2 separate regions of the Homo sapiens genome follow, and region 2 is linked to region 1. A link is a loop called in an ENCODE intact Hi-C map of the cell type or tissue named here. Cell type or tissue: OCI-LY7. All regions are shown on one strand.

Region 1 (5,000 bases):
TTCCCCAGAATCTCCATCTTCCGATAGTGGTCCCCACCTGTGTCATTGTTAGAGGCTGTCACTACTGGTCACGTTCCAGGGTGAACCCAGCCTGTCTTATTGCTCTGTAATCCATCTTCCTGTGGAATGTGGTAATTAGCATGTTAATGAGCTCACAAGGAAACAGTGTTGCAAGAAGAGAGGTTGTTTAGCCGGATGCAGTTGCTCATGCCTGTAATCCCAGCACTTGTGGAGGCTAAGGCAGGAGGATTGCTTGAGTCCAGGAGTTTGAGACCAGCCTAGGAAACATAGAGAGGTTGATATCTGCAAAAAAAAGTAAAAATTAGCTGAGCCTGTGGTCCCAGCTACTTGGGGGCTGAGGTGGGAGGATCACCTAAGCCTCCAGGGGTTCGAGGCTGCCAGACCCTGTCTCAAAAAAATACAATTCATTTAGGGAATCAGGACAATCCTAGGATGAAATGCAGACTGTGACAAAAGAATCCAGCCATATGAAACCAGCTCTCTGAGAAAGGGTGGGGGTGAGCCTGTGGACTTCGCACCCCTGCTTGAACTAAGTGAGCTGTGACAGGCAGTAATCCTTCCATGCCCCGCCTCAGCGGTAAGGTAGCATGTTTACCACCTGCACCACGAGGGGAAAGTTCACCCCTGGCACCCACCAATAGCGTGAAAGACTTGGGCTTGTTCCGTGAGTTACATAGTGACTGAGGAGATCCATTCCAATAATGGGGTGCACATTGTAGCAAAACCAGGCCAATACTAACAGTTAAGTGGGTAATTATCCCTTTAATTAATCCTCCCAAACCATTCCCCTTGGAAGGATTACAGCCTGTCACGCTGACTTAGTTCAAGCAAGGGTACAAAGTCCACGGATCCCTTTAAAGCATGAGCATTTCCTGTAATATGAGATTTGGTCACCCAGTGTTGTTTATTTTTTGGAGTCCAGATTACTATTTTTTTTTTTCTTTTGAGACGGAGTCTTGCTCTTGTCATTCAGGCTGGAGTGCGATGGCGTGATCTCGGCTCACTGCAACCTCCGCTCTTGGGTTCAAGCAATTCTCCTGCCTCAGCCTCCTGAGTAGCTGGGACGACAGGTGCCTGCCACCACACCCAGCTAATTTTTGTATTTTTAGTAGAGATGGGGATTCACCATGTTGGCCAGGCTGGTGTCGAACTCCTGACCTCCAGTGATCCACCTACTTCTGCCTCCCAAAGGGCTGGGATTACAGGCATGAGCCACTGCGCCCTGCCCAGATTACTATTAACGTGGAGAAAGGTAAAAGGGCGATTGTCTACCAGAAGGGTCTGTTTTCCATGAACATGGACCACTGGATCCGTATGGGGGACACGGCCAGATATGAAGGAGGGGCTGTTTCCAGAGGAGACACCTGCTGAGAATTGTCGTCTAACCCTAGTAATTATTGGAACTGTTAAACCAATTTACTAGAGATCATCCAATCTTGAGCGCCCCCCTCCTTAGGATCCAAAGTAACCTTTCTTGTTCATTGCAGGGTTCACATTTAAGGAGATGCCTGGCTGTAGGAAGCTTGTCTGGCTTAGGAGAGGGGAAGTCTTACTGTTCATAGTAATTTGGATTTAGGCCAGGTAGGGTGTTGTTTGTAGAATTCATGGGCAGCACTCTGAGTTTGTCTTTTCTAAGTTTCCAGTAAGTCCAGGCAGCTATGGCCCCTTGAATTGTCTTAGTATTAGTATCATTGCCCCTGAAGAGGACTTTGTCGGAAGCTCTCCTAAGAAACAAGCAGATGGAGTCAGGACTCCCTTAAGCTGCTCAGGGCTTGCCACACCATTGTGTTGCATTCAGCCTGTCGTCTGATAAGCCCACTTCTACATCCCCAGCTGACCAAGACCTTTGGCCTCAGCTAACATTTTCCATTGACAGTCTGCCCAAACCCTTAAGACCCTATGCTAACATAGGGTCAGCAGCCTTCCAAGCCTTAAAAATCCCCATCAACAAGGTATCTGTGGGCCAGGGTCCAAAGCCTTCGCTGGGGGTCATTCCCACCTTCCTCACTAATTGTGCAGGATGCTTTTGCAGGGACACCATTTTTCCATTCCATACTGGGGCAGCCAGCCATTGAGTTTCAGCCCTTTAGGTGGAGCTCCCTCCCCGCCAGAACACTCTAGACAGCCAGCCAGCCCCTTTGTCTTTGGTTCCTGGGTTAGGAGAAACAGGGCCACAGGGCGAGAGAGAAGATGTTTTCTCCTCCAGGCAAGAGTTGTCCCCTCCTTCTTGGTCCTCCCTTTTTGTCTTCTCAGTTGTTATTACTTTGCTGTGGTCACCGGCAAAGCAGATGGTGGATTGATTGCCACTTATCACTGTCATGGTGCTGTCACTCTGCCTTTCCTCTAGAGGACACCAGTCCTCTTCCACAGGGTCCTACCCTCAGGCTCTTCCTTCCTGGGAGTTCAAGCCCCTGCCTCCTGTCCAGCGGCATCCTGGTAAGAAGCAATAGAGCTTGACCCGTGTTTCGTGGTTTGGAGCACCTGTTCAGTAGGACAGCCACCATCTTCAGAGTCCTGCGAGGGTCAGGGATATGACCTTCCTTGTCTTTAGTCACTTTAAGTAATGCTTTAGCTGGCTTAGCACAAGGGTTGGGCACAGCAGGTCCCAGCAGCAGAGGTATCGCTCCAGCTGTGCTTAGGAGACCAGCCTTGGCCTGATGTCTCTGCCTTGTCAGTTCATTCACCTGCTATCACAGTCTCCAGGGATGAGGGCATCCTCTTCTCTAAGAGTTCCCTAAACCAACAGGACACTGTTAGGGAGTCAGGGGTAGTCTGCTCTCAGTGCAGGTACATGCCATCCTCCCCTTTTACTATTCAAGCCCAAATGTCTTATAATGTCCAGCAACTGCCTAGTGGAGGACTCAGGCGGGTGGACTGACCTCCCTCCTGGGCAACCCCAAACCTCCCGCCCCAAAGATCAGTTCCAGTGTGTGGGTTCATTCAAATACTGGTGCTACCACTTGCCCAAGCTAATGAGTGTCTGGGGGAAACCAAACAAATATAGAGTGCCATAGAGCACACAGCAGTGCTATACAAACTGAGTGGAAAGCTTCCAAATTCTGAGTTCCAACCACTTGGGACTGTCCAGGATTCTTTTGCCAATTGATTGTCCTACTGGCTGGGCGGCCCCCATATCAATTTCTTAACCATTTCCAAAACCCTCCCCTTTCTTCACCACCCCTTGTAGCGAGTTCAAGGGATTTTGGGACTGGCTGGGCACAGTGGCTCATGCCTGTAATCAGAGCACTTTGGGAGGCCGAGGCAGGAGGATCACTTGAGGTCAGGAGTTCAAGACCACCCTGGCCAACATGGTGAAACCCCGTCTCTACCAAAAATACAAAAATTAGCCAGGCATGGTGGTGCACGCCTGTAATCCCAGCTACTCAGGAGGCTGAGGCAGGAGAATCGCTTGAACCCAGGAAGCAGAGGTTGCAGCGAGCTGAGATCATGTCACGGTACTCCAGCCTGGGTGACAGAGTGAGACTCTGTCTCAGAAACAACAGGGGGATTTCAGGACTGACCAAGAAAAAAAGATCTGACCATTACTTAGCAATAGCAAACGATGAGCTTTATTTGGCAACACTTTGACAGGGTGGCATGTAAGGGAAGTCCCATGAGGGACGAGGCCATCCAGAGGTTACAGCCCCAGGATAGCCACTCAGAAGTACCGGAGGGTAGGGGACTCAAGGAGGAGGGGACTGCCAGGGAGGGGCTTATGTGTCAGATGACGTGACTGAGCAGCACCATGTATCTGGATCCAATTTCTGAAGGGCAGCTGCGGCTTGGAATCTTGTACTACCAGGTTTATTTTGTCTGTGGCTAGCAGATGTTGGGTGCAGTTTCATGGGGCATGCAAAGCAGACAGGCTCTAAATGGCTAAAAATTAGTTTATATGGGCTACGTTTGAAGCTATTGGATGTGTCAAACTTTGAGTTTGGTGCCTGTGGATTTTTGAAATCTGCCCTGAAGAAGTAAACAATAGAGGGGCAACACAGAGAAGCTATCTGACTCATTAATACAGCACTGCCTGATCAGGAAACAGAGGACACAAATTAACAATATCAGGAGGCCGGGCGCAGTGGCTCATGCCTGTAATCCCAGCACTTTGGGAGGCCGAGGCAGGCGGATCACGAGGTCAAGAGATCGAGACCTCCTGGCCAACATGGTGAAACCCCGTCTCTAATAAAAATGCAAAAATTAGCCAGGCGTGGTGGCATGTGCCTGTAATACCAACACTTTGGGAGGCCGAGGCGGGTGGATCACGAGGTCAAGAGATGGAGATCATCCTGGCCAGTGTGGTGAAACCCCGTCTCTACTAAAAATACAAAAATTAGTTGGATGTGGTGGCGGGCGCCTGTAGTCCCAGCTACTCAAGAGGCTGAGGCAGGAGAATCACTTGAACCCTGGAGGCGGAGGTTGCAGTGAGCCGAGGTTGCACCACTGCACTCCAGCCTGGCGACAGAGCGAGACTCTGTCTCAAAACAAAAGATCAGGAATAAGAGAAGGAATATCACTATTCTGTATATATTGGACAAAAAATATTATGAAAAACTTTATGCCAGTAAATTTGACAACCTAAACAAATTCCTTATAAAACACAAACTACTAAAGCTAACTCAAGAAGAAATAGCCTGAATATGCCTATATGTATTTTTAGAAACTGAATTTGTAGCTAAAAACCTTCCCACAAAGAAAACTACAAACCAAGATGTCTCTACTAGAGAATTCTAAACGTTTAAGGAAGTCATATGGTTTGGAAATGAGGAATAAACCAGTCTTTATTCACAAACAACATGATTATGTAGAAAATATGGAACCTGCAGAAGAATTCTTAGAACTAATAAGTTAGTTTAGCATAGTTGCAGGATACAATGTCAATAGCAAAATTCAGTCATATGTCTGTGAACTAGCAACAAGCAATTGGAAATTAAATGTTTAAAAAATAGCATCTCAGCAAGGAGACAGGCTGAAGAAAAAAA
Region 2 (5,000 bases), 130 kb after region 1:
GTGGGAATTTACAAAGGTTATAAAGCCATTTGAAGATTTACAAATGAATGTTCTGATAAGTTTTAATAAAAATTGAATTTTCTTTTGCTGAAATTATTAATGATATAATTCAGAAATATAGCCTATTTAAAACAAAACTTGATTCCCTTGCCTATAATTATAAATTACATTATTTTTCTTCCTTGAGGTCCTACTAGTAGAGATAGAAGTTCTCCTCCCCCAGGTTACATTCCAGATGAATTACACCAGGTTGCCCGGAATGGGTCATTCACTAGTATCAACAGTGAAGGAGAGTTCATTCCAGAGAGCATGGACCAAGTAAGCAAAAGTTTGATTTTTTAAATTTAATTTAAAGAGATGTTGTCAGGGTCAGTGTGATTTGGCACGTAACTGGGTGTGTGTGTGTATTATCTCTTCTCTAATTACATATCTTCTTAACTGAACAAAATAGAAAAAATATAGGAAAATGCCCATTAATTTACATGTGCCTGTATAAAGAAAGCTGGAATACAGCTGGTTTTATATTGCTCAATAAGTGAATGAATGAGAGTGAGTGAATGATAATGCATTTGCTTTGTAATTTAACAGCCAGATTTTTTTTTTAAACATTTGAAAGATAGAATGAAACTACAAATATTTACCTTTGTGAAACTGAGGTTTGTGAACTTTCTGAAACATTTAAAAAATACTTCAATTTTATAGTATTAAAATGTTTTCATGGAGTTGCTGTTATTCCCTTAACATTGCATTGCATCGCATTATATGTTCACACTATTATAGTAGTTTACATTTTCTAATAATGTAATAGTCATAGTGTCATTAGTCTCAGTTTGGGTGGGGCCATTGTTCAGTTTTCAGTAAGCAAAATAGTGTGAAATATTGTAGCTTTTAATTATTTAGTCAATAGTCTATAGAGAAAGAATATTTTTCTCTTAGGAAATTTTGAAGTCGTGGCTTGCTTACAAGGGACATTTGAAAATGAGTAACTCTGGAGAGTGACCACTATTGAGTATGGAATTGTTCTAAAATTGTGAGTGAGGGTTGCACAACTCTCAGTATTCTAAAAGCCTTGACTTGTATACTTTAAATGGGTGAATTTTATGTTACATGAAGTATGTCTAATTAAGGCAGGTTTTTTTAATAAGCAACTTTTGGTTATATCAAATTGAATCATGGTGGAACTCCTTTTTTTCCTAGATGCTGGATCCATTATCTTTAAGCAGCCCTGAAAATTCTGGCTCAGGAAGTTGTCCATCACTTGATAGTCCTTTGGATGGGTAATGTTTATCGTAGTTTTTGGAGGGTTTATTTGTTTATTTGAGACAGAGTTTTGCTGTCACCCAGGCTGGAGCGCAGTGGCGTGAATGCGGCTTACTGCAGCCTTGACCTCCTTGGCTCCATCAGTCCTCCCACCTCTGACCCCCGAGGAACTAGGACCAAAGGCATTTGCTATTAATACCACATCTGGCTATTTTGTTTGTATTATTTGTAGAGATGGGGGTCTCACTTTGTTACCCAGGCTGATCTTGAACTCCTGGGCTCAAGCGAACCTCCTGCCTTGGTCTCCTAAAGCGCTGGGATTACACACATGAGCCACCATGCTCAGCTTACTGTAGTTTTCTTTTTTAATAGATATGAGTAAATATTCATACAGATAGAATGTTGAATTATCAGTAACTTTTTTGTGCTACATTCAGAGGAATAGAATTGGTACTTGTGTATGATGACGGCAGATGAATTTTTGCACAGTGTGGATAAATCCCTTTACCTCATGGGACTCAGTATCTTTGTTAGTTAAAAGGAAATCTGATTATAATAGTTTGAGTATTCCTGCTTGTCAAAATTGTGTGTTTGAAGGCAAATCAAATTTAGAATTTATGTACATTTACTTTTAAAACTGTGTTTATGAAAAGTGCTATCAACTTTTACATTAATATGTTTGGTTTTGGAAATTTCCTGAGTTATTTCACCTGTTCAGGATTATGTTCATTCTGGCACCAGATTAGAAATAATTTAAATTCTTGGAAATTGTAGCCCACTGTGTCACATTGGTACATGTAGGCAAAAATTTAAGTACTTTTGTGAAAAAGCTGTTCAGGAATATGAGCAGGATAAAGTTGCAAAATGTGAATTTTTTGTTACACGTGCTCCCCCTCCTGGTCTCAATAGGACAGTATTCTTGGTAATCCTCTCTGGAATTGCTTTATGAAAGCAAATTCTGAAAAAAATAACTAATATTGCGTGGGAATGCACATTTAAGTTTCTTTTATCCATGTATATGAAATTTCTGTCTGTGTCAATGTCTATCTTAAGGTAGACATTTAAGAAATTCAGGGAAGTAGTAACGAGAAAGCTATATATTTGAGTACTTACCATTTGCAAAACACTATCCTGGATACCTTACTTATGTACACTTGAATAGTTGGAAATTATCTTTTTTGTTGATGCAGAAGGGTGATTTGCCAAGGTTACATAGTTAAGTGGCAGAGCTTGGATTGAAACACAGTGCTTAGAAACACCTAATGATTCCAAAATACGTCATTCTTCCACTGTACTGTAAGGTTAATTTTAAGTCATGCTCTTTGCCTACATGTACCAAGTAAGTGTAGTTTTTCTTTTTTAGGTATGCTAACCTTTCAAAGTGAGCTCCTTTACACAAACACATACAGAGAGGCACAGATAGATATAGATATTGCTCAAAGATTTTCTTTTTAATGTCTTACGTTCTTTCTGTAAACTTAATGTGATGTTTTTTCTTTATAGAGAGAGCTATCCAAAATCACGAATGCCTAGGGCTCAGAGCTACCCAGATAATCATCAGGAATTTTCAGGTTAGACTTTATAAATTCTAAATGTTTAAATGTTTATGTCATTGGATAATGTTTTGGCTGGGAGGGAGAGGGGGGATTTTTGAAAAGTCAAATAAAGATTTATAAATGTGCTTTTCATCATTAGAAATATTTAACTTTTTTTTTTAAATAAAAGATAACCATCTTATATGTCTTAACAGACTATGATAACCCTATCTTTGAGAAATTTGGAAAAGGAGGAACATATCCAAGAAGGTATCATGTTTCATATCATCATCAAGAGTATAATGATGGTAAGTTTCTAGCAATTAGACCACAAGAATAGTTAAAAAATCTCAACAACAAAAATAAATACAAAAATTTTTTAAAACCTCATATTTGTGTTAATACCATTAGAAAAATATGAGGAATTGTGTTATAACAAAAGTATAATGGGCATTTTGGCTTTATGACAACTTATAAGACTTGGTTATCCCTTAAAAGAAAATGAATAATTTTTTGTTTTAAGAGACAAGGTTTTGTTGCCCAGGCGGGAGTGCTGTGGCATGATCTTAGCTCACTGTAACTTTAAATTCCTGGGCTCAAGTGATCTTCCTGCCTTGGCTTCCTGAGTTCAGGTGTGTGCCATTACAGGCATTTGCCATCACACCCAGCTAATTAAAAAATTTTTTTTGTAGAGACAGTGTCCCACCATGTTGCCCAGGCTGGTCTTGAAGTCTTGGGCTCAAGCGGTCCTCCTGCCTCAGCCTCCCAAAGTGCTGGGATTACAGGTGTGAGCCACTGCACTTGGCCAAGAAGGAGTAATTTTCTTTCTTTCTTTTTTTTTTTTCCCCTGAGACAGAGTCTCACTCTGTTCTGTCACCCAGGCTGGAGTGCAGTGGCATGATCTCTGCTCACTGCACCCTCCACCTCCTGGGTTCAAGCGATTCTCACCTGGCTAATTTTTGTATTTTTAGTAGAGATGGGGTTTTGCCATGTTGGCCAGGCTGGTCTCAAAACTCCTGATCTCCAGTGATCCACTTGCCTTGGCCTCCCAAAGTGCTAGGATTACAGGCGTGAGCCACCGTGCCCGGCCTAATTTTTGTATTTTTAGTAGAGATGGGGTTTTGCCATGTTGCCCAGGCTGGTCTCGAACTCCTGGGCTCAAGTGATCTGCCTGCCTTGGCCTCCCAAAGTGCTGGGATTACAGGCATGAGCCACTGCACCCATCCAAAAGGAGTAACTTTTAAATGATATTAGAAAATTACTCTTTGATGATGAGATTGATACTTACATCATCCCTTTAAGAAAAAAAATTACTGGCCAGGTGCGGTGGCTCATGCCTGTAATCCCAGCACTTTGGGAGGCCGAGGCGGGTGGATCACCTGAGGTCAGGAGTATGAGACCAGCCTGGCCAACGTGATGAAACCCCGTCTCTACTAAAAATACAAAAAATTAGCTGGGCATGGTGGTGGGCGCCTGTAATCCCAGCTACTTGGGAGGCTGAGACAGGAGAATCGCTTGAACCCTGGAGGCGGAGGTTGCAGTGAGCCGAGATTGTACCACTGCACTCCAGCCTGGGCAACAAGAGTGAAACTCCATCTCAAAAAGAAAAGAAAAAAATTACTACCTGTGAACTTCTGCATCTTTGTTTTAGATTTTAAAATCATTATTGGAAATGAGAGTAAATTTTTTTCCTCCTTTTTATCCAGAAGTGAGGAGGTTCCTTTTTAAGATGTGTGTGTGTATGTTTCTGTGTGCACACTCATACATGTTTTATCATAAGAGATTATTTGAATTTGTATTCAGATCCTGTTTATTTTTTCCCACCCAATCATTCCTATTTGAGTTTCTTAGCCTAGTCACAGGACAAATTTCTATTCTCTACATTACAAATTTTAAATACTTTAAAAGTATAACATATTAATAAAAGGTATAAGGTCATTCTCTTTTCATTTTTTAGGTCGTAAAACTTTTCCAAGAGCTAGAAGGACCCAGGGGACCAGCTTACGGTCTCCTGTGAGTTTCAGTCCTACTGATCATTCCTTAAGCACTAGTAGTGGAAGCAGTATCTTTACCCCAGAGTATGATGATAGTCGAATAAGAAGAAGGGGAAGTGACATAGACAATCCTACTTTGACCGTAATGGACATCAGCCCACCCAGCCGTTGTAAGTAATAGAACTTGGTATAGTGAAATGTAGAGCAGAAT

What was found. Hi-C counts contacts between places; a loop is a spot of excess contacts. Peaks named below come from ENCODE experiments on the same cell type or tissue, not always from the same donor. Only the 100,000 strongest peaks of a DNase experiment are listed, where the experiment ranks them.
Region 2: it touches region 1 in a loop (10-fold over the local background); 7 of 110 quality-filtered maps call a loop at or near these places.

The regions. Positions count from the first base shown.
Region 1 is chr2:127,450,927-127,455,926 of GRCh38, reverse strand. LOC124907884 (a long non-coding RNA gene) reads right to left here and starts at 268. Exons shown (of 2, transcript XR_007087229.1): 1 at 38-268. In OCI-LY7, CTCF peaks have their summits at 2,091 and 2,290; DNase peaks (open chromatin) are centred at 2,126 and 2,386.
Region 2 is chr2:127,322,005-127,327,004 of GRCh38, reverse strand. It overlaps MAP3K2 (mitogen-activated protein kinase kinase kinase 2), which reads left to right. Exons shown (of 17, transcript NM_001371910.2): 8 at 188-318; 9 at 1,198-1,277; 10 at 2,764-2,831; 11 at 3,011-3,103; 12 at 4,753-4,959. Among named protein-coding and RNA genes, the nearest start is that of ERCC3, 30 kb to the right of the region's middle. In OCI-LY7, CTCF peaks have their summits at 1,924 and 2,152 (motif pointing left); a DNase peak (open chromatin) is centred at 2,144.